Linked DNA regions of Mus musculus: regions 1 and 2 are each linked to region 3. A link is a loop called in an ENCODE intact Hi-C map of the cell type or tissue named here. Cell type or tissue: left cerebral cortex. All regions are shown on one strand. Region 1 overlaps Gm51985 (a long non-coding RNA gene). Region 2 overlaps Rad51b (RAD51 paralog B). Region 3 overlaps Rad51b (RAD51 paralog B).

Region 1 (8,000 bases), 310 kb after region 3:
GTGCTAGAAGTGGCCTTTAAAGTTTTAAATTATATTTGTATTCAGTGTGTGTGTGTGTGTGTGTGTGTGTGTGTGTGTGTGTGTGTGGTATATGTAGCATAATACACATCTAGAGGTCAGAAGACAACTTAAGGGAGTTGGTTCTTTCCTTCCATCACATGGGTCCTGGCCATCGAACTCAGGTCTTCAGTTTTGGCATCAGGCTCCCTCACCTGATAAGCCATCTTAGCAGCCTTAAAAAGGGTCTTAAGCACAAGCATGTAAACACTTAGGCTTTGAGTCCTAGCCCCTCACACTGCCCTTGGTCACCTCCAAAGCCCGAGAGTATGCACACCAATGCCACGACCTGCCTGCTTTAGCAGACCAGACTTCAATTAATTAGGGCCCTCCACTCAACTGAGTTAAGCTCAGACACTTGGCTAGGAAATTTCAGAATCTGAAAGCCAGGTCCGACAGTGTGCTCTTGGTGAATCTGTTCCTTCATCCCAAGAGTACTCTGGCTGTGACTGGAACATACGGACCACAGCGTGGGCCAATCTTATAAGCAGACCAAAGCCAAAGCCTGGTAGGCATGAGGTCAGCCAGTGGGAATTCAGGAGATGAGCTCAAGAATGGGTCTTCCTGGTGCTCTATGCCTCTTGCTGCCAGGACTGGGTGTCAGCCTACCACCTCGTGCTTCCACACAGGTCCCTAATGTGTCCTGTAAGTGTCACCATCCTAGGCTCCCAACACAGCGGATGTTTCCTTTCTCTCTCACTCCTTAACTCTAATTTCCACCCTCCTGTGCCACTTGGCTGACCTCCTTGGCAGAGAGGTAAGGAAAGGACAAGTCTCTGGAGGTTCAGGTCCCGTGTCCCCCCCCCCCCACCACCACCACCACCGAAACTCAAGTCTCCCTGAGGCCACATGAGCAAAAGGCCAACAGTCCTGCTCTCGCTGATCACTGACCTGGTTTCCTTTCACCTCTTCTGGCTGGGCTGTTGGTGAATGTCACTCCAAGCAGGGTCACTCATTGAAATCACCGCTGGGAACAGGTCTCTCCTCTCCTGCTCCTTGTGGCACAAGACAGGCTTCACTATAGTTCCCAGAGTCCTCCCTGCCCCTCACAAGCTGGCCTTCTTCATAGGTTCTCCTCTCCCCCAGTACTTGGGTCATAGTCCCCACTCAAGAGGCTGTTCTTATTTCTATCTAAATCCTTCAAAAATGAAAAATTTTTGAAGTTGTGTTTGAAGCCTCCCTGCAACGAGACACATCCCTATCCTGCCCAGCACATCTGTGAGTCCCTTCCCACACTTCATGTCTCACACTGTAGGTTAACGTCTCGTGCCTTCCATTTGACCCAAAGGATGACGTACATGTACTTTTGGTATAGCATTTGTAATCTCTCCTTCCTGAATAAAATTTACAGAAGGGACCTTAAGCCTGCCATAGTCCACACTTTCCAAAGATGGAGAGGTGAAGAGTCATAACTTACCCAGGCTAGAGGTTTGAATTTGGCAGAGCTGAGTATGACACTCAAATCATACTCAACTTCTCCACCCAATCTAGGACCTACCCACGACCCCCTGCTGCCTCTCTACATAGAGCTATACCATCCCTGGGGTTCTCGGCTGTCACAAAGGGCAAGCACAGGACATTCTCATCAACTGGGCAAATGGTGCTTTTCCATTTACCAGCAGGACAAAGCCTGCTGCAGCACCCCGCCTCTGACCCTCAGAGCGCTGTATGTTTCTCAACTTCTTTGCATTTTAATATCCACCAGGCAAAACAAGTAATGAACAGGGGTAGGGGGGAGGGGGGGCACTTGAATTTTCTCAGACCAGCTTTAGTTCCCTGCTGGCTGCATGTGAGTACCTCCCTTTTCTTCAAAGTGAATAAGCCCCATGCCCGCTCCCCATGGCAGGGAGGCCAGCTCCTTCTGCAGGCAGCCCTTTCCATTTTCAGAGATGCCCTGCGACGTTACTCTCCCTCAGAAGCTGCCGCAAAGCCCCAGGCAGAAGCTGGTAGGGACAGAGGAAGCAAGCAACCAAGGCACTTTGGGAATCCATGGGACTAAACAAGACAACCTGGGAGTTGAAAAGCAGGGAGGAGCAGAGCAGTGAGACACCCCCACCCCCCTACCCCTCGCGCGCTTCTCCCTCCCCTACTTGAAGCAAATGCTCTGATTCAATGTCAGTCTAACAGGGCAGAGCAAACATTCCTCACCACCACCACCACCATTGTCTTGCTCAGGCAAGGAAGAAAAACAGAATAATGAGCCGCGTTTGGGCGGTGTCACCCAAGCAGCCAGGAAGACGTGGGCAGACGCCTGGTCAGGCCAGACTTTCTCTGTTTCTGGTAGAGATTTTATAAATATTCGGGGAGTTTGATCTGAGGTTGTTGGTGGGGAGGCGAGAAGAGCTGCCTGCGGGAGGGGGAGATAACTCAGTCCCTGGGGGTTCTTGGCCCTCTCTGAGGCCTGCTTTTCATTAGTGTTACCAAGACAACCGCTCATCTGCTGCAGAGCTCATCACAGCCTGCAAAGCACCCTCAGCATGGTCTGCTTCCTGCTTTGCTAGTGAAGCTCCATAGCAAATCCACCTTCTTCCAGGACACTGCCCTTCACCCCATGGTCCTCCAGCCTGGGAAAGAAAAGATCACTAAAAAGGGACAGGAAAGTGCTATGGTGACTTTCTAAGGCTCGAATGGACAGGCAGAGCTGTGATGGTCCTGTTACCAGGACGGTAATTTGCTGAGCATTGTTCTAAACTAGAGTCAGGATCCTTGAGTAGGTAACAAAACTCTAGGGCAAGATCCTGGGTCCAGTGTCTTTTTCTGTGCATCTCAATCTTTGTGCCCCTCCCCCCCATACAGCCACCTTTCCCCTCCATACACACTTTGATTTGATTTTCTTGCTAAGCAAACACATACAATGTTCCCAAGCCTTCCTGGTCATTGTATGGGTAAGTCCCAGACGCTCATGCAAGTGTGAATACACATGGATTGAACCTAGATGTCCAGTGGGTTGCAGAAGGACTGTCAGAGGAAAGGGAGGAAGGACACTGGGTGGGAAGGGACTCGTGTGGGCAAAGCAGTATTTTAATAAGCAAGCCAACTCCAAGAGACCCGAGGTCAGGCAGGGAATGGATACCCATCACTACAATCCCTGCAGACTGCTAGTTACTGGATAAAAAGTCAGCTCCCTCTAGCTGTGAGCTCCACAGAGCCAGCAGCCAGGGAGTCCCACTCTTGGGCTGCATGCCAGTATCCAGCAGGATGCCTATACCCGGATGGCCTCTTAACATGGGTTGTCAGAGAAACCCTTCTGTAGAAGCAAAAGAGGACAAGAGAGCCATAAAGATCCTTCTGGGACTGGGGCATTTGGAGGAGGGGGGTCATCTTCCTAGCCTAGTTTTATGCTTTGAAGAAAATCCGGACCCCAGGCCTCTCCTAGACCCTCCTTATTGTGGAATGCAGCTCACTCCAGCCCTCTTGAAAGAATTGGACTCTGAAATCCAGAGCTAGCCCTGATGAAATGAAGACTCTGGACTAGAACTAAAAGGCCAGAAGATTCATATTCTCTCTCTCTCTCTCTCTCTCTCTCTCTCTCTCTCTCTCTCCAGTTCTCTTAAATGGAGTAGAACCAGGAACTCTAGCCACTCTAGTTATCAGGGCTCACACAAAGCATCTCCTTGCCTTAAAATAAATAAATAAATATTTCATATATTTTAATATATAATTGATTTTAAACACACACATATATGATTCTGAGCGCGCACGCGTGTGTGTGTGTGTGTGTGTGTGTGTGTGTGTGTGTGTGTGTGTGTGCTCGAGCACATAGACAGACACAGACAGACAGACAGACAGACAGACACACACACACACACACACACACACACGTATATAAAACAGGATCTTATAGTCCAGGGCACCTCAAACTCTCAGAAAGGCTCCTGCTTTAGCTTTCCAAATGCTGAGCTCATAGGTTTGAGCACTCATACCTATGCAGACAGGCCTCACACTGCCTTGTTTCTTGCTTCCACTGAGATTGAAGCAGCAGACTCTTAATTTGTTTGCTGGTCAGGGGTGGGGCGATTCTCTCCATCTTGTGAGAGAGACCATCTGAAAGAGATTTCATCACATCCATCTCCTGAGATAACAAAATCATATCAAAGTCTTATCCGAGCCCCCAGGGTGCAGCTGTCTCCTGTCATGGCCTTCTGATCCTCACTGAAGAGGTCCCTGCTGGCATCTGTGACTCAGTCCCAGTGTTGGGGTTTAACAGGCAGCCAAGTGAGACCATGTGGGACCAACTGCATGCTGTGGGCTCCTTGGTCCATCCTAGATCCTGGTGGGAAAGCTTTACTCCAGAGAAAGAGTGACACCAACCCAAATGGCTGTCAGAGTGGAGTGTTAAAGAAGATGGTAGGGTCCTGGAGTCTGCCTCCTGCTTGTTCCATGAAGAACCACAGACCCCACTGGATCAGGGAGTGAGCTTGCAGGGGCCCACTAGGTACCATAACACACATCACAGTCTGTGATACAGTGGTACTCAGAAAAGAGCCTTACAGATTTTGGTTCCAGTTTTGCACTTGGCAATATGTGGCAGAAGGAGAAGTGAGCCCTCTGCCTGCAGCTCCCTCTCTTTAGGGTAGGTGTGATACTACCTACCCCGTGGGGTTGATGGAGGCAGGGGACCCACACCGGCAGGCCCCAACCTCATGAATGATAGCATCCCAGAATTGTTCAAGGACCATTAATAGTAGTAGCCTTTCCTACCCTGATGTTGGGGTTTCAGCTTTTCCTCTAGCTGTCACATTTGTGTGCTGTCTGTGAGTATTATTAGCCCCCTAGTCATGAACCCTGTTTCCAACTGTACCCATGTATACTTTCATCTCAATGTGAAATATGGGTCCCAGGGAGCTGTCTAATGTAGACAACATAGCTATGTCGATGAAAGTTCCAGGCCTGGCCAGCCTGAAGGGGAAGCTCCTAGAAGAGAAATCAAATCTAGCCTTCCCAATGGAGTCTTCCAGAACCTTCCCCACTTCCCACAAGCAAGTAAAGTGGGGTCTGGTTTTCATCTCGTTCACTACCTGTGTTTCCTTGAGAGACAGCAGGATGTTGTTGCCATGACAGTGGTGTGTATGTGGAGCTGGGGGGAGGGTGGGGGGGCTTGGTAGTTTCCCTGAGGAGGTGGCATGCTCTGTGGCTGTGGTTCCATCTGTACACCTAGGCAGATGATATGGAGCATAGAGATAGATGAATGAGCCACAGGGGATGGGAGGTGGGGGGGACGGACTCTCGAGGTTTGCATGAATGCTGGGCTGATTGAGCACAGCTGTTCCCTCGGCAGTGCTTGGCTGCTGCTGCTTTTCACATTCATTTCATGGGAGGACAGAGAGGCAGCTCCTTGGATGGTTCTTGGAGTGTATGACTGGGAGACCTGGGAGTCCCTTAACAGTGTCTGGCCTCAGTTTTCTTCTGGAATGTAGTATTCATACAAGAACCTTCCTGAAGACCGATACATATATATATATATAATTTCCCCCCAACAGCAATGGCACATTTGCCAGAGGGTTAAATGAGGTGCTACTTAGCAGGAATGTGGCACAGAGAGTATTATCTGGTTGAGAGATGGGACCTGCCATTTTGGTAACTGTCAAAATGGGCAAGCCTGAGATAGTTGGCTCAAGCTGAAGGCACAAATAAGAGAAGGTGCTACAATTTGCAAAAATTAAACAGAGCCCCCAGCTCCTGAGATCAGCAGCTCCTCCCTTCCCCCTCCTTCAGCTGCAGAAGTTTAGACATGTGGTTCCCCAGGCTGCCCCAGTAAGCTAAAGCTTTAAATAAATACACACTCCAAACTGCCGTGCCATCTCTGCCCCCTGGCTGCCCCAGGCTCCTCCCTCTTCTTTCCTCTCTTGCCAGGAGCCAGGCCAGGTGGAGCTCTGGAGAAGGTATCCCTTCTGCTTGCACGTATGCTGTCCCAGGGGCCTGCGCAGGACACAAGGGGCATCCTGATCCAGTGCAGACTCTCCTCTTCCTGGGTTTGTTAGGAGCCTGACCGGCCCTGAGTCTTATGACTTCAACAGATGTTTCTGCTTAAGGAGTCCTGGCATCTTTACGGCCTGTTTTTTCCATTCTTGCCTCTCTTCCTCTGTCCCAGCGGCTCTGAACACAATTTAGACTTCATTTTCTTTCTAATGGTTACAGGGATAGAAAAGGCTAGGTTTGGGTTTAGGTTTTTTGCTGCTGTTGTTGTTGTTTCTTCTTCTTTTTCTTAACTTTTTTTTCTTAGCTCTTCTACACACACACACACACACACACACACACAGACAGACACACACACAGAGAGAGAGAGACTTCCATAGGTCTATGTTCCCAGTGTATGTTACTATCGAAGCAACATTGTTACATTGTGTTTCAAAGTCTCCTTTCCCATCTACCCATGCCTCGTATTCTTTGCTGTCCATCCCACCTAGATTACCGCAGGACTGATTGGAGTGTCCACTCTGATGTTGGTTCTGAAGGTTTGTAACCATCCCGGCCTAATGCCTGTCTTCCAATAAAGCATAAGGAGCCTCGCTACTGTCTATCAGAGTCTGGGGAGGCTTCTGCAGGTCAACAAGACTGACAGTTCCCCCCAAACTCTGTCTAGCTAGCCTACCTCTCTGGGCTCAAGGGGGGTGGGGGTGGGGGGCGGAGTTGACAGTTGTTACAAATGGAACCAGTTTTCCATGGGCAGGTTGCAGGCTTGCAACCAGCCCAACCACTCTTCAGATCACACCTGTAATTCCCTCTCACCTGCTGGCATGACTGGATGTTCCCAGTCACTTCCCCTGCAGGGCTTAGAGTGACCTATCCCAGGACCTCGGCTCATGATTTGTGTACGCCCCGGGCTGAGAGCTGTTCATTACCTGCCGAGACTGACAAGCAGACCAGAATTTCTCGTCTGGGCTCCCACAAGAGTCTAAGCAGTTCTTCCTGGAGTCCTAAATGTTGACTCACCTGGGTACTTAGCTGGGGTTAGACCTGTGTTTTACTGTATCCTTTGTTTAAGACTCACATTCTAGAATACTATAGTGTGGAGCTAGCTGCCCCAGGCTGTCCACTCCACCTTGAAGCTGACTATGAGGGCAGAAGTGGGACAAAAATCTTTTGGATATCCATCTTCAATGCCTTTTCCACAGAGAGCCTTCCCTGATGGCTAGGCCAAGCCCTGTGAAGTGTTCATTAGGTGACAACCCCCACCCGAAGAGGCTACCCTCCTGTCTCGCTCTTTCCCATGATACCACCACACTCATTTTTCTCGTGGCCTTCTCCCCCCTCCCCTTCCTATTTAAACACAGCACAACTCTGATTCTCGCTTGCCCAGGCTTTGGAGACAGAACTGTATCATCTTCTCCTTTTGAGTCTGTTTGGTGAAGGCAGACACTGCAAAATGGGTCAGATTCCCAATAGCATGATGTCGCACATAGGGATAGTGGGAAATGGATATTGGAATAAGATTCCGAAGGAATTCTGGGAAGCATGCTGTACAGCAGCCATGCCTAGAGCCTCCATCAGCCTGGCTTTTGACTTTACTTCATACTTGTCTACCATTGAAGAGGAACAAAAGCAGCCTCTTAGCTCTTTCGTCAGCAAATAAATCCCTTCAGAATTCCCCCACCCACAACATGGACACTTCCTAGAAACCTCTATTGACATCCTAATCCTAGAGCCCATGGATGGTCAAACTCATGTCTGCCCTAGAACCCCTCAGGATCTAACCTCTTCCCTGGGCATATGCCAGTACCCAGCCTTGGCAAGTGGAACAGTGTCGTGGTGGCTCCGCACACCAGCTGTATCAGGCATTGTTCATCCTGTTGCCGAGGTATCCTGCTGCTGGATGGGGCTCTGGTTCTACTGAGCAAGCGTTTAGAGACCCAAAGCCACACCAGGACTTGCAAACCTGTGCATACGTCTAATGGGACAGAGGGGGAATTCACATCTGGGTGTAAATAGCTGGCAACCAGGCC
Region 2 (8,000 bases), 61 kb after region 3:
GTAGAATAATGAATGGAATCAAGTTCCACCCTAGGGCCTATGATCTAGCTGGCCACAGGGTTTTGACTAGAGTTATCTGAAAAAGAGAAAACATTGACTAAGAAAATGCCTCCATAAGATCCTGCTGTAAGGCATTTTCTTCATTAGTGATTGATTGGGATATGGGGAGAGGCACAAGCCCATTGTAGGCAGTGCCATCCCAAGCTGGGTAAGATCCTGATGTAAGGCATTTTCTTAATTAGAGATTGATTGGGGTATGGAGAGAGGGACAAGCCCATTGTAGGCAGTGCCATCCCAAGCTGGTGGTCCTGTGTTCCATAAGAAAGCAGGATTGGCAAGTCATAAGGAGTAAAGCTGTAAATGTCTGCATTTTCCATGGTGTCTGCATCAGCTCCTGCCTCCAGCATCCTGCCCAGTTCAAGTTACTGTCCTGGCTTCCTTCAATAATTAACAGTGATGTGGACGTATCAGCCAAATAAACCCTTTCCTCCCCAAGTTGCTTTTGGTCATAGTGTTTCATCACAGCAACAGGAACCCTAACTAAGACACCCAGTTTATGGTACCAGGCACAAGCTTTGTCTTGTAGCGCAGGCTTTAAATCTAATCAGATAGTGACTAGTTACTCCCATAACATGCACTCTCTTGTCAAGGCATCCTATTGTAGCCCACAGAGGTCACAGCTGTGTAGGACAATTGATTCCTTTTCTCCCTTGGTAACTTAAGAGGACCTTTCAGCACTAAGAAATCTAGTTGATGGTGTCAGATAGGAGTGGGGATGACGTCCAGGTTGGTACCAGTTTGATTTGTCTATGTCCTGTGACTCAGGTATGTAGTATCTTCAGCAGTAGGATCTTACCATCAAGTTCCACTGGGTAACCAAGAGCTATGACAATAGCCATTTTTGATGGGGGTGGTGTTTCTATTGAGTCACACTGACCAACTAGAAAGGAGGTCATTCATACCTGCCACTGGGCTTATTATGATAGCCTGTGGTGTCTGGAAGACACGTTGTCTTCTTCCCGCCCCAGTCAGGGGGCATTTTAGAGTATCCCCCTGACCCTCCTTTCCCTTGGCCACACTAAGTGACACCTGTTGGCCTTTTCAGCGTGTTTGTAGGGTTGTGTTCCATCTTTACAAAGCAAGGTGCTATATTCTCCTCTGAGCCTCAGGCAGGCTTCTCTCTTCATCCTATGATGAGTAGAGCAAGCACAGGCTGGGCCACCCCTCTGCAGGCATCTGGCACCTTCCTTGTCATTTTTTTATGCTGGTTGTCTTTGCATTTTGAATCTATAAGCCATAAATATTTAGCATATTTTCTGTAAAGCATAGTACAAACAACCGTTCAATTAAGTTATATAAAACACATTAGAAATAGGACATTTGAAAATGAAACAGGTTCTACCATTCATCTCATTGAGTGGGATGTGTATGTCTGGCACTGGGTCTAATTCCAAATTCTCTCATTTCTCTTTAGAGAATTCTTTACAACCTCAAGAAAAGTGAGGCTGTACCCTCAAATCCATCTGTCTGTCTGTCTATCTATCTATCACCTATTTATTTTTGAGGTGTGCATGCCACAGCATGTGTGTGATCAGAGGACATTTTCTGGAGTTGGTTATCTTCTTCCACCATGGTGGATTGCAGGGCTCAAAGACAGATCATTGTACAAGGTATCAGACACCTTTACCCACTGCGTCATCTCATTGACCTTTGACCGCAAATTTGAGCATTGGCTCCATCTTTTCAATTGCTTGTTCATTAATCCACCCCTTCATTTAGTGTAGAGCATCTATAATATAAAAACCTTACTGGTTGCTCAGAGAATAGAAAGACCAGTTTCAGCCTTGGCCCCACGAGAATATAAAGGCCAATTCTACTGCTCAGCTTCTCTGTTTGGAGCCTTAGAATTTCTACATGCCATAATGAAGTTCAACTTTATGTCTGAGTTGGCCGGGTGTTATGCTATAGTTGATTAATAAAAGATATAGAGAATGACCTGAGTTTATACACATACACATACAACAATTGTGTTATGTTGTACAGCAACTAATGAGTTGTCAAGAATAAGTTGTCAAGTCCAGTAGTAGGATCAGCAGGTAATTCACTTGCTACCAAACCTTAACAACCTGAGTTCGATTCCCAGGACCCACCTGAGGACAAGGAGAGAACCGAGTTGTTCTATGACCTCGACATGCATGTCTGGCATGTATTCACCAATAAGTAAATAAGTAAATGCTATTAAGGGAGAAATGGAGGTCAGTCAGTCTCCATGGTGATGGCAAGGGCCACCATCACAGGATAGCTGAACAAAACTAAGACAGTTCCTTGACTAGTATTTTAATTCAACATGTATGCAGTACCCTGGATCTCATCTGATAGACTGACTGACTGCCTTTGTCCCTGGTCACATCCACTGGTAGCTCAGATTGAGTACCATGCTTCACCAAGAAGTCACCAGCCTGGCCAAGGTAGCTCAGTGTGGCTTACACCTGAGTTGGTCAACTCTTTTTTTTCTTGGGTAGCTTTTTAATGAGAACCAAATCAGATAAACTATTGCTTAGTTCCTAGGCTCACTACAGACGCAATCAATCAATCAATCAATCAATCAATCAATCACATCCTGGTGTAGTGTTATGTCAGGGAACCTGGCTTTTCTATGCTGGTCATCTGGTTCTCATGCCCCTTGGGGCTGGAGTTTGGAGTAATTATTGAAGCAGTCTTGAGAAAGCTTTAACCCTTGAAACTATAGCTGGTTATCAGCAGGCATAATGAAAACCAACTTTTAGCCAGGGTCTCACTACCAATGGCAGTTTAAGATAACTGTCAAAATCATAATTTATCTCCCACTCCTCTCCAAGAAGTAGGAAACTATAATTCACAGATCATTTCTGCTGTTAGAAGCAACTTGTGCCCTCAAATTAAGTTAGTCACCTTCCTTTTCTGGTTGCTCATCTGCTACCTGGGTGAAATGCTCAAAAGAAACCCCACCTGGTTGGCTGTTTCAGATTTTTCAAGAAATGATTCCCTCTATGATGCTATGCTTCTTAGTTGAGTTTGGTGTAATTATTCATCCTCCATATTAATAAGTATGAGTCGAAGCTGAACAATCAAGAGAAGACATCTAAAATTAGCCCTGGCCTTTGATCAACTCATATTAAAAACCATAATAGGAATAGAGAGAGTGTAGTCTTAGCCCTTGGCCTACTGGCAAGCATTCTTACAATGGTGAGTGTACCTGAAGTTTGTGACAAGTGTGTACTGGGGACATCTTTGTCAACATACGTTGGTAACACACTGCTTTGGGAAGGTATGCTTCTATGGCTGTAGTCAGATTGCATTGGGAGCTGTCTGGGAGACAAAGAGGTAAGAAAAAAAAAAAAAAGGTGTATGGACCCCAAGGGACAGGTGATGGTATACCAGGCTGTGAGTTCCACCTTCAGGGCAGGAATCTAGAAGAGTGCAGAGACTCATGAGAAAAGAGATGATCCTGTTGGCCAGTCACTCTTGCTCCAACTACGTGTGGCTAGGAAAGGAAACCAGCTCCCTTGGATTGGATGAAAAATATTGATTTTTTTTCCCCTAACTGGAATTTGACAGGGTCAGTTCATGTCTGGGTTTTCAGCACTTAAAACAGGGCTCTTTTGTCTTGGGAGGCGGCTGGACTGGTTTCTCCTCCAGGCAGGTGCACAGAGGGCGGTTATTGTAGCCTGAAACACAAACACCGAGCCCCTGCACCCTGATCCACACACTCTCCAGCATGGCTCAAGGAAGTAAAATGAACAATGACTCTTGCAACAGGCAAGCACTGTAAATGCCACTCCTGAATGAAATATTTCTTAAAACTTGGTATCCGTAACTTGATCGGCTCTTAAAACTTAATTATATGTCAGGGGAAAGGAAGCCATTGGCTCCTCCAGCTGTCCAGGTTGAACAAGAGCGCACAATGGACCATATCCGATTCGCAGCCATACTTAGGTAATCAGATTAATATCTCTTGAATTGAATTTACCCTTTTGATACGGACTCTTTCAGCTGGCTTGTTTCACATCTCAAATTTTGACAAAGCCTCACGGCCTTTGAGTAGGTACCCTGAAATCTATATGCGGGAAGCCTGTGTTCTTTGGAGCAGTTTTTGGGACATGCACCAATTAAATCTGTTTCTGGCACGCTTTTAATGGCATACTTTCCCCCGAGTCAACAACCGCTCCAAAATCTGAGGTCATTTGTTTAATTTAAAAGCAAAGGTTATGGAACAACCACTGCAGGCTTCACAAGCCAAGTCCCCGTGGCTTTGAAAGGAGGGATGAGGAAGGGGAAGGCTACATAAACTAGGATACTTATACACAAAATAAGTTAAGTACTGTGTCTCTGTCAAGTGAGTATCAAACAGGGCTAGTCCACGCCCGCCCTGTCAACCTCCTTTCCCTTTCTTTTCCAACCAATCCCAGAGCTCTCTTACTCCAGAGGGAGTTCCACACAGTTACTGTTGATCTTGTAGGACAAACATCTGGACTGGATTTTTGTCAGCTGGAGACGAGAGAGAACTGTAAATGATGCTGTGACTTTTTTTCATCCTTATTAAATTTATTTATAGCCAGTCTGAAGCCAGGAAGCCTGCCCGGGCCCTTGATTGGATGTTCTCGAGGAACTCGGGGCAGATGGCATTTTCCCCTTGTTTTCTAAATAGTATCGAAGATAGCCTTACATAATTCCCAGCTCGGCCTTGTTTGTTTGTTACCACAGAGGACACACCATTGGGACATTTTGTGTGTCAGAACACTTCCACTGTGTTAGCTTATCCAGCCTGCCTTCCTTTCTGTCAGGGGGAGAAGGAAGTGTGCCTGGTACAGCGTTTGACAAACTGCACTGATAGAAAGTCTGTGTCTGGTTTGAGACGTGAACCAGTGTCCTGGGGCGTTTCTTTGCCAGAGAAACTCAAGTTGGGTCCCATTCTATCTTTTCCACCTAACAAACCTTCAAATCTTAAGGCTGCCACGTCAAACAAAAACAAACAAACAAACAAACAAACAAACGCCCATTCATTTTCTCATTACTGAAGATAATACAAGGCTCTACAAGAGATATTTCCAAATACTTTACTCTGCCCTTAGACCATATTACATAACAGTGTCTTAGGGGTTATGTAACTATTTAAGAAACAAGGCTTCCGACTTAGTCAAATGAAGATTTCTTGTGGGCCCTTCCCGGTACGATGACTTGCGATTATCCCTTGATTTTTCTTTCACTGGCATTTGTAACTGCATTGTTTATGTGCTTTGTTTTGTTAAGGCTTGGGAATGAAGCCTGCTACCCACAGACATTTTCTTCTCCAGAGTAGACTGTTCAGCTTCCTGCCACCCAAGTCAGCCATCCTCTGAACCACGGAGCCTAATATTGCCCATCTTGCTAAGGGTTAATCTCTGGTATGAAATTGAATGGAAACCAAATGCACTCTTATTGGAAAAGCAGCCACGGAGGCCCATTCACAGGCAGTCCTCAGAGGGAAGACTCTTAGGAAACAAGGGGTCTGCAGCAGTTTCTCAGTCTCCACTTTTTGTGAGGTTCCTGTGTCACCAGTAGATAGGTGTTCTTAGAAACGTCAGCAGATTCTTCCAAGAGTTATCTTGGTTGTGGAATAGGGAAGCCATTCTTAGAGCAAAACTCAGGTTGGCCCTGTGTCCGTTGGTCTGATGGAAAGCTTCATCAAGTGAGGGTGTCTGCTCTCTACTGTTGAGCCAGCTCAACTGTGTGACACTGGCCCTGGCACTGAAAGTAGCCACAGGGTGGCCGTTATTCATTCTTATCTCAGTTCGGAACACTGAGTCATAAAAGGGGAGAGCCAAAGGTAAAAATGTTTGTTATCAAGTAGGAAGGAAAGACAGACACAGAGATGAAATGCAGAGGAAGGTGAGGCGTGGAGTTGGGACCAGATGGACTGTAAGCAGCACTGAATCTTTCAAGATTGTAAGGCTGCATTGTTCCTGCTAGGTTTAGCTTCAGTGTTTTCAGAGATGAAAAGTACCGATTTGGTGAAGGGGAAAGAGTTCTGTCTATGCTTAGAACCATCTACATAGTCTTCATCATTATTATCATCATCATTATCTTTTATGAAATCTCCCTAAAGAAGGGTTCTTTCTTTCTTTCTTTCTTTCTTTCTTTCTTTCTTTCTTTCTTTCTTCCTTCCTTCCTTCCTTCCTTCCTTCCTTTCTTCCTTCCTTCCTTCCTTCCTTCCTTCCTTCCTTTCTTTCTTCCTTCCTTCCTTCCTTCCTTCCTTCCTTCCTTTCTTCCTTTCTTCCTTTCTTTCTTCCTTCCTTTCTTCCTTCCTTCCTTTCTTTCTTCCTTTCTTCCTTTCTTCCTTTCTTTCTTCCTTCCTTTCTTCCTTCCTTCCTTTCTTTCTTTCTTTCTTTCTTTCTTTCTTCCTTCCTTCCTTCCTTCCTTCCTTCCTTCCTTCCTTTCTTCCTTCCTTCCTTCCTTCCTTCCTTTCTTTCTTTCTTCCTTCCTTTCTTCCTTCCTTCCTTCCTTTCTTCCTTTCTTCCTTTCTTTCTTCCTTCCTTTCTTCCTTCCTTCCTTCCTTTCTTTCTTCCTTTCTTCCTTTCTTTCTTCCTTCCTTTCTTCCTTCCTTCCTTCCTTCCTTCCTTTCTTTCTTTCTTTCTTCCTTCCTTCCTTCCTTCCTTTCTTTCTTTCTTTCTTTCTTTCTTTCTTTCTTTCTTTCTTTCTTTCTGTATTGGAATTAAACCCATGGCCTTGGCACACTCTGTCCACTCTGAAGCATCCCAGCACCCACACCCACAGCACTGAGCTATATCCCACATACCTCTCTTTTTATTTACTTTATTTTATTTTGTGTGTATGAGTGTTTTGCCTGTGCATGAGTAGATGTGCTATATGTATATCTGATGCCCACAGAAGCCAGAAGAGGGCTCTGGATCACCTGGAACTAGAGTTACAGATGGTCCTTTGCAAGAACAATGCGTGTTCTTACAAACACGCCATCTCTCTAGCACCCCTACCTCCTCATCCTCCACTTTTTGAGGCAGTAGCTCACTGATTTCCCAGGCTGAGCTGGAAGTTCTTACACAGCCCAGGCCGGCTGTGAGCTTGCAGTCTGCCTGCTTCAGCCTTCTGAATCGTCAGGATTCCAGTCTTGTGACACCATACCCAAGAAAGCAGCATTTTAAAATATTTTTTAAGAGAGAAAGAGAGAGAGAGAGTGAATATTTATAGAGGTCAAAGGACAGCTTTGTGGAGTCGGTTCTGTCCACCTATCTTTTTGTGGGTCATGGAATTGAACCTAGGTCAGTAGACTTACAGAGCCAGCCAGCTCTTTACCCACTAAGCCATCTTACCAGCCTCAAAGCAGTACTTCTAAATGCATTGCTATTGCTGTAAAAGATCCTAGCTAATGGAGTTAAAATGTCTATCAAAGATATGAGCCTGAACGAGCATGGCAGTGTTAGATACTGATGAAGTTATTCCCTCTCCAAGGGAAAAAAAAAGGTGAATGGTGGTGTATCTATCACCTCAGGAGCAGCATCTCCCATCACTGCCATGCCTGACAAGGCTCCAGCATGATTACAGCTGGAAAAGAGGGCAGGAGTTAAAGGAGCAATAAGTAGATATTTGGCACCAAACATTCAACATGTGGACCCTGTGAAACTTGACACTGTTATTTTTGCTCATGTTGAGCATATCACACATTCATTTATGGAGGTACCTATTCTCCATCTAAAAATGTCCAACTCCGTATGGGACAGCAACGCAGTGGAGGGTAAATATGGTTTTGTTCTGCATTTTAGCTGATGAACGGTATATCCTACTCAAGCGTAAGCTATAAACACTGTGGTGAGATTACTCAGAACATCAGCACTAACCATACCCACATTAGTGAGAAAAGCGTGGTGCACTTTTGGGAGCCTCCCAGCCGCCTGTGTCCCTGTGTGTGCAAAGCAGAGTAGAGAACTCATCTACTGTTCTCCCTGCCGCCGTTCCACTGAAAACAC
Region 3 (8,000 bases):
ATGTGTCTATTGAGACTAAGGCAAAAAAGCACCTAGGTAAACCGATGACCTGTGTTCTCGTCCCTTCTGCCCGCTCCAGGCCAGCTGGGCCCAGTCTTCCATTCATCATCTAGTCCAGCGAACTAAGGTAGCTAGAAACTTAGTACTTCCCAGACAGTCGTGGCAGTCTGGGCTAGAGATAGAGCAGTTGCTTAGCATATGTTTAGCCCACAGCACTGAACACAAAACCAAACAAGCCAGATAGTAGCTCTTAACACTGAATGTCTGTTTCTCTTCACCCATGTGGGAACCTGGAGCTGATGTAAACACTGAAGCCAATCAATCTGCAGCTCTGGTTGATCAGAACTGTAATCAATACACAGCAATAGTGCCTTGCATAGGGGCCCTGGAGTCCTGCACAGAGCCTGCCAATTTCATTTCTACCAAGTGCATGGTATTATGAACCCTACTCCCAAATCAACTTTCCACCAAAGGTCCCCACAAATCTTGCTTTCTACTGTCATCCAAAAGGATGGAGATGCTAAGGAGTATAGAAGTGGAGGGAGAGATGTCTCCAGGAACACTTATGATCTTAGATACATATATCTAAAAGGCAAATTCTTGCCTCAGGTGTTGAATAGGAGTCTAATTTCACAGTCTGACTTGGGCAAAGGATGACTGTTCCAGACTGGTATTGAACTCCGAGCACTGAGGCCAAGGTGATTTTTCACCTGTATACTCTTCCCAGAATATACCTGACGTCCTGTCTGTGTGTCAGGAAGAGTCCTGTGTGACAGGGATGGGGGAGGGAGGAGCTGTGTGAGAAGAGAAGTGGCTGGGCAGCAGTGGGCTTGTTTTCAGTTTCTCAGCTGCTCTGGAAAACAGCCAAAATGAATGAGATACAACAAGCCTTCGGTGTTATTGTAAGCCACAGAGAGGCAAGGCCCCTCATTTTAAAAAGCTCTGTAGAGTTTAAAGTTTCATGTGTATTTGGTCTGGGGCAAGTATAGCCCTGAACTTCCTCCAGGAAAAGGTTCTATTGCAGGAGCGCCCAAAGGGCCCCGCCTCCCTGGGCAGATAGTGACTTGATGGAGCTAAAGCAGTGTAGCATCCCAGTGAGCCTTTCTGCTGTTTGGCTAGTGGAGGAAGATTGACACAAACCTTGGCTAGCCCTGTCTTCGTGGCCTCTAGAAAAGACTAGAGAAAAATCTGTTTGTCTTAGAAAGTGGATGGTCTAGCAGAGGGGAGAAAGGAGAGGGCTAGATCCTCTGGGACCAGTGTGCTTGTGTAGTGTACACAACACGACACCCAGGGATACCAGGCAAAGCTAACTCCTGGCATTCTCCCAAAGGATGGACAAGCTGAGATGTTCAAAGCAGGTCACCCTCCATAGAGGAAAAGCTCACGAGCCTGAGGTGGCTGTGAGTCGCGTCCTGCCCTGGCAGTCATGGTCATGTTCCAGGCTTGATGGCGCTTCAGTGTGACTCTTGTCTGCAGTTCACGTCAGTGGGCTCTCATTACTGTCTTCCTAAGTCCTGTTGACATTTGTAGGCAGAGAAGAAATCTGGATAAGGAAAATTCTTTTCTTGACATTGTTTAAAAGCATTACTAAAAAAAGAACAGACAGTATTTTCAGAGCTATGTGGAAGCAATGACGTTCGTGGTCAGTGTGGAAGCTCAGGTGGGTAGCTTGGTGAGCTGTTTCAGGCCACAGCCATTTGTGAGCAGCCTGGGATGTTCTGATATGGATACGAACACATTCATACTTCAGTGGCCACCTTTTTCTTCCCAAGACTGTCTTTTCTAGCATACAGCTTTTAGGATTTTTCTGGAAAAATTGCATTGTATTGGTTTGTGATGAGCTTAAGTTTCCAAAGAAATCCTACTGGATCCTCAAGACTGTTTCGTGTAAGGGGAAGAGTGGGTATCAGAAGCAAGCCATCTTTTTATCTTAGAAGTGGCAGGAGGTGGCTGTTCAGTCTACAGCTGACTTATCTGTGTATTTACAAACTGCAACTGAGGACAGCGAAGTGGCTTTGCTTGAAGTTACACAGAAAGTTAGTTCAGGAACAGCAAAGAAAAGCCCTGCCTCCTCATGCCTGGCTTGTCATCACAATGTGAGCTCTGTCCAGAAGAAGGGAATTCAGTCCTGTTGCTTTAAGAAATTTTGTGGGCCAGGCAGTGGTGGTACACCTTTAATCCCAGCAGATTAAAGGCAGAGGCAGGCAGATTTCTGTGAGTTTGAGGCCAGCCTGGCCTACAGAGAAAGTTCTAGGACAGCCAGAGCTACACAGAGAAACCCTGTCTTGAAAAAAAAATATTGTGAATATGTAAGACATTGAAGTGGCTTGTCAAGGTGGGCTCGTTATCCTGGATGAAGCATAATTTTAAAGAAATGTATTTGGAACACTCTAATTTTAACCTATGTTCTAATTCTAGCCCACAGAATTTTTGCTCAAAGTGCCCCCGCATACATTTTGTTCGAGCAGACCCTCAAGGCAGTTTTGTGGAAGTAGGAAAGACACATCTAAGTACAGCTGTTTTCCAGAAACAGAACTGAAGCTGGAAGCTGTGTGTGACCCAACCACACTGCTAGGAAGCTGCTGAGCGGGGCTCACGCCCAGGCGTGCAGGCCAAGCCCACGGCTTATCTCATTGCCCCACCATGCGTGTTGCTAAAATGATGTTTTAAAAAGCAGTCCCTTTTCCTCATCTTCTCCTGCAACGGCTACACTTTTCCTGCCCTGCCCGAGACAGTGCTGCCGTAGCCACACCATTTACCATATGTGGAGGGAATGGGCCTTCTCCTCCGCGCCTTCACTTCAGACCCAGTACTCTTTGCTTCCCCTTCAGATGTGAGGGGCTGCTGGGGTTATTGGCAGTGTCTCACTAGGCTGCCAGCGTTGAATAACCTTCATTTAAAACAAAAACAAACAAGGGAACAAGGGATAGGGAATTTAGCAAAGTTCTTGGCTCCCTTTTCTGGCTCTTCTTGAAACCCAGCATGCATTGTCAAGACGTGCTGCTTGTTTTCACACTGAACGCTAGGTGGCAGGGTGGCCACACCACTGGCTGTGGTCCCAGGGACAGGAATGAGGAGGCCTAGACCATCTGTGGCTTGGGGAGATTAGGCTAACCAACCTGGCTGATCTCTGCTTGACAGGGAACTGCCCGCAGTGAGTCTGAAACATATGCTTCCAAGATACTGCCTTTAAGTTTCCTTCTCCCTTTATTCCCTCAGCCCACTTGCAGTTTAATTTTTCTGCCCCATTGCATTCTGGTAGTAGAGGGCAGACACTGCCTGCCAGCAGCTGCCTCGAAGGGCAGATTGTGATGGGAGCACACAGTGGTGCTGGCACTCTTGCCTTGGCATGTCATTTGGGTCATGGGTGTCTGAAGGTAAGACCTTCCCTTGAGTTCATTAGATATTTCTCAGAGGGACAGCAGACTGAGCCTGAAGATCATAGTAAGCCATTACCCTACGATCACTCACTGTCCCCACTAACTCAGATACGCTGAAGATCACAAAAACAAGCAAACAAACCAAACAACAACAGAAGGCAGATTTTTGTTTTGCTGGCATGGCGCCATCTTGATTCTGCTGTGTAGCTAGACTGGCAGAGCTGCCGTAGGTGGGTGAGACATGGCTTCCAGTTTTTGTTCTTGTTTTCTTACCTAATAGTGTACTGGGGTCTGCTACCCTGGATGCCTCGCAGGCCACAGGCCGCAGGCCACAGTAAGCTAAATAAAGCACCAGTACAAGTTGTGTCCTTTCATGTTGTAGAGAGCATGAACTCCGGTTACAGAAATACTTCTCTGGATCTTTGGATTTTTTTTTTTTTTCTAAGAAAGAAGAAACACCATTAAAACAAAACATTGTGTACCAACTGAGGATAGCACCCTGACAGTACCCACCTTGAGACTTCAGTTAAAAAAAAAAAAAACAAGTCTGAATGTAGAAAATTGATCAAACAGAAAGATTTCGTTTTAATTACAAAGCATTCTTTCCTCACAGCTGAAACCACAATCAGATTTCATTAAACAGTGAGTAGTGAGTTCCTGATGTGGATTGTAAGTGACTCCATCGATGAGAATTAAAAAAAAAAAAAAATAGACTGTGTAAGTCGCAACTTTTCAGGAACTCACTTGTTGCGTAATACCAAGAACCAAGTGTCTTTGTACAAGAACCAAAATCACTTTGTACATATTCTTACATCACGACCTACCATTTCCCAACTGGGGAACCCAAAGCATTTTTTGGTTTTCAGCTAAGAGTCCTGATAAAATCCTAATTTTGCACATACAGCGTTGGTGACACTGAAGGGCCTCGTGAATGTGACCAAGGTGACTCGTCTACAGGATAGTTCTGTAGATGAAGGCCCAAGTGTTCTGCTGATTCAGTTGCCTAATGGACTTTCATTAAATTCAGCAATATGACTTTTGAGAATACCTCAAACAACGTACATAAAGCAGGCCAAGGATATTAATTGCAGGCTTTGAAGCTGGAAGAGGGTGGTGAGACCTTCTCCTTCCCTAAGAAAGAAATGTCATAAAAATTCCAAAGCAGAGATCAAATTTCCAGGGGGAGGGGCTTCTTTATTGTTTCCTCTAATAGCTGCTCTTGAGCCTTCTAGAGTGCTGTGTAGATTAGCCCTGGGCAGGGACTAAACAACAGCTTGGCTTTGCCCCACTCTAGTATTTTGCACCCATTTTGAATGATTAATTTATGATATTTTTGCTCTTGTCGGTCCTTTCTTTTATTCCACCTCCCTTCCCTCCCCCTGGAAGGTCTTTATCTTCACACTTTTCCAATTAATTGGTTTCCTTTGCCCTTGGAACCACAGTAAATGTGTAGTGGGTCTTTACGGGGGGGGGGGGGGCTTCATTCTGTGGATCATGCTTTAAAGTCTTGGGACTGGAGGGATGGTGAAAATGAGTCACAGCTTGTTTCTATATTTGCTTCTGTGTCAAGGGGTGTAGTTTTCTTACTACAATGTCTGCTCCATAGCTTACATTTTCAGGGAAACAAACCAGAATTCAGTCAGTTCCTTTAATGAAATGTTTTCAAATACTACAGAGTTCTTGGCCTCTGTAATTCCACACTGAACAGCACAGTGATGGCGGCCTTAGTATTTTTCTCCACAGGAAGAAAAAACACACTCAAAATAGGCTCCCTACCTCCCACCCCATGAGTCCTCCAGGAACAGGCCTTCTGAGTGTTGCCCAGGCCTGTTCACAGCCTTAGGACACCAGCACTAATTCACTGAAGGCCCCATAGTTACTTCTGAGTGACAGCTCAGGACAGGGACTTCAGGGATTGGGATCTAACAGTTAAAAGGAAGAAAGAAAGGAAGGAAGGAAGGAAGAAAGGAAGGAAGGAAGGAAGAAAGAAAGAAAGAAAGAAAGAAAGAAAGAAAGAAAGAAAGAAAGAAAGAAAGAAAGAAAGAGGGAGGGGAGGGAGGGGAGAGGAGAGGAGAGGAGAGGGGAGGGGAGGGGAGGGGAGGGGAGGGGAGGGGAGGGGAGAGGAGAGGAGAGGAGAGGGAGAGGGAGAGGGAGAGGAGAGGGAGAGGGAGAGGGAGAGGGAGAGGGAGAGGGAGAGGGAGAGGGAGAGGGAGAGGAGAGGAAAGAGAAGAGAAGAGAAGAGAAGAGAAGAGAAGAGAAGAGAAGAGAAGAGAAGAGAAGAGAAGAGAAGAGAAAGAGAAAGAGGGAACAAAATAGAGAGTAGAGCTGGGGGTCTGGAGGCGTTTGCAGGGGGAAGTAATGTGGGAGAAACACAATGGCTGCCCCAGCACAGGACTGCATCCTGGGATCCCAGCACTTCACTGGAGTAGGCATGAGCTGTTAGAGGTCAGCTTGCCTTGATTTTTTTTTTTTAGCATAAAAAAGCCAATGACTACTCTTGAGTGTCAGTTTATTGAGCTCTCTAGCACAGACTCATAACTTCTATTAATTAGGGGAAAAAGCCTTCCAGAGGAAAGGGAAATGCCGGGCAAATACAGTTGACTTTGACCAGTTGTCAAGTCCCTGCTGTTAGGAGTCATGGACAAGTCCTTGATTCTTATTTGACAGAGCCAGGGTTGGGGGCGGGAGGAGCAGTTCGGCTTCTGTACACTTTTGGAGAAGGAACTTTTTTCCTCCAAACCACATTTTGTTCTGGACTTACCATCCCTGTAAGGTCTCGCTTACTATGGTGCTCCCTTCAGTCCAAGCACCTTCAGGAGCCTTCTTAAAATTCCTTCTTAAAAGCATAAGGTAAAAGTGTCAAACTTGTTTTCCTAGACGGGAGTGGAGCTGGAGAAGGGACCAGGCCCAGTCCTTTTGCTATTTTAGATGCTGGTAAATAACTTGAAACCTGTTAAAGCTTTTAAAGGAATGTGGAGGAGTTGTCCCTTTGACTCTTGTGTTTCAGAAAGCAAATAAAGGGAACAATTTTCAGAAAAGAGTCAGCCCTTCATGGGCTGCATTCTTTTCAGTACCTTGCAAATGTCACATTTGTCCCTAGAGGCTCACAAATTGATTCACTTGTCTCCATGTCTTAACAGGTTCAACATCCTTATCCACTGCCCCAACTGATTTTTTTTTCAGTTTAGTTTTGTGTGTGTGTGTGTGTGTGTGTGTGTGTGTGTGTGTGTGTGTGTGTGTGTTATCCTTGTCCAAACCAGCCATTTAAAAAGTAAGAAGTACCGCTTTTGCGAGAGAATAGTGTTGCTTAGGTCTGGCATGCTAACAGATATATGTAAAAAGTCTCCATTTTGCAATATCTGTTGGCATTAGGTACAGCTCCTACCCAGCCATTTTATTAGTCATGCAAATGAAGATAAACCTTCATAGCCAGCAAAGTACAAAAGGAACTACCTGGGTTTATTGAGATTTTAAAGGAATGCCTGTTATAGCGTACCCATTCATTTTTATGAAGCTCTTGTTTCTAAAGGATTGCTGTAGTTTCTACAAAAGGGAAGAGGCTCAAATTCCTTTCTAATACCACAGCTCCAGGAGTGTACCTGCAGCAGGCAGCAGAAACCCAAAACAGTAAGACAGTGATATTCTAAAATTGCATTTTGGCTCTGTAGATTTTGAGAGTAGCTTGGTTCTGATTTTCTTGGAAGTAATGTATAGTGAAACTCAAGTGTAGGTCTTCTCTATTTTTTAATCTCAGTTGCTTGAGAAATGATGTGAATGGAGGAGGAGAAATAGAGTAAGTAATGTGGATGTGCCATGGGTATGTGCTTGGGGATTTACCTTAAGTATGGAAAATTAGTACACACATTTAATCTTAACCTATGTTCAAGTTCCCCTTCACACACACACACACACACACACACACACACACACACGGGTGAACACTTTTGACAAACAGTGGAGAACTGTGCTATATTTTCATTTTTTCTCTGTTTGTTTAAGGCAAGGTTTCACTGTGTAGCCCTGGCTGACCTGGAATTTCCTGAGATCAGGCTGGCCTCGAACTCACAGAGATCACCTGCCTTTGTTTCCCAAGTACTAGGATTAAAGGAGTATGCCACCACATCTGGCTCAATATTTTTAATAGAGTCTGTTTAGTAGAACTGTTTTATAATTTCCCTTTTTGTAGCACTATTGCAAAAGCAATAAACTTCGTTCTTTTTTAACAGCTCCCATTGTCATAGTACGTGTATACCCCTTAACTCACTTGTCATCGATAGTCATGTAAGTGGTGTGTTAGTCTTTAATAAATGACTTATTTTAGCCAGGAGTAGTGGTGCATGCCTTTAATCCCAGCAGTCGGAAGGCAGAAGCAAGAAGATCTTTGAGTTTAAGTCCAGCCTGGTCTATAGAGGGAGTTCCAGGATAGCCAGGGCTACACAGAGAAAAATATTTTTTTGAACTTATAATTACATCATTTCCCTTTTTCTTCCTTCAAATCCTTCCATATACCCTTCCTTTCTTGCTTGCTCTCTTTCAAATTAATGGCCTCTTTTGTTGTTGTTGTTGTTGCTGTTGATTGTTGGTGTATTTATATATGTATATGTGTATATATTCCTAAAT

Evidence for each region. A loop is a pair of places that touch in the nucleus more often than their neighbours do. Peaks named below come from ENCODE experiments on the same cell type or tissue, not always from the same donor. Only the 100,000 strongest peaks of a DNase experiment are listed, where the experiment ranks them.
Region 1: it touches region 3 in a loop (2.2-fold over the local background); 7 of 42 quality-filtered maps call a loop at or near these places.
Region 2: a loop joins it to region 3, with 2.0 times the contacts of the local background. A loop is called at or near these places in 3 of 42 quality-filtered maps.

The regions. Positions count from the first base shown.
Region 1 is chr12:79,923,187-79,931,186 of GRCm38, forward strand. The region is part of intron 1 of Gm51985 (a long non-coding RNA gene); the gene reads left to right. All of the region lies in intron 2 of 9430078K24Rik (RIKEN cDNA 9430078K24 gene), which reads right to left. Among named protein-coding and RNA genes, the nearest start is that of 9430078K24Rik, 9.1 kb to the right of the region's middle. RefSeq lists an enhancer at 576-3,666. In left cerebral cortex, a CTCF peak has its summit at 3,198; DNase peaks (open chromatin) are centred at 2,398, 3,178 and 5,306; H3K27ac peaks cover 2,367 bases.
Region 2 is chr12:79,671,314-79,679,313 of GRCm38, forward strand. All of the region lies in intron 8 of Rad51b (RAD51 paralog B), which reads left to right. Among named protein-coding and RNA genes, the nearest start is that of Gm36048, 120 kb to the right of the region's middle. In left cerebral cortex, no CTCF peak of the experiment used is centred here; DNase peaks (open chromatin) are centred at 4,675 and 7,930.
Region 3 is chr12:79,609,845-79,617,844 of GRCm38, forward strand. The region is part of intron 7 of Rad51b (RAD51 paralog B); the gene reads left to right. Among named protein-coding and RNA genes, the nearest start is that of Gm36048, 190 kb to the right of the region's middle. In left cerebral cortex, a CTCF peak has its summit at 3,025; a DNase peak (open chromatin) is centred at 3,048.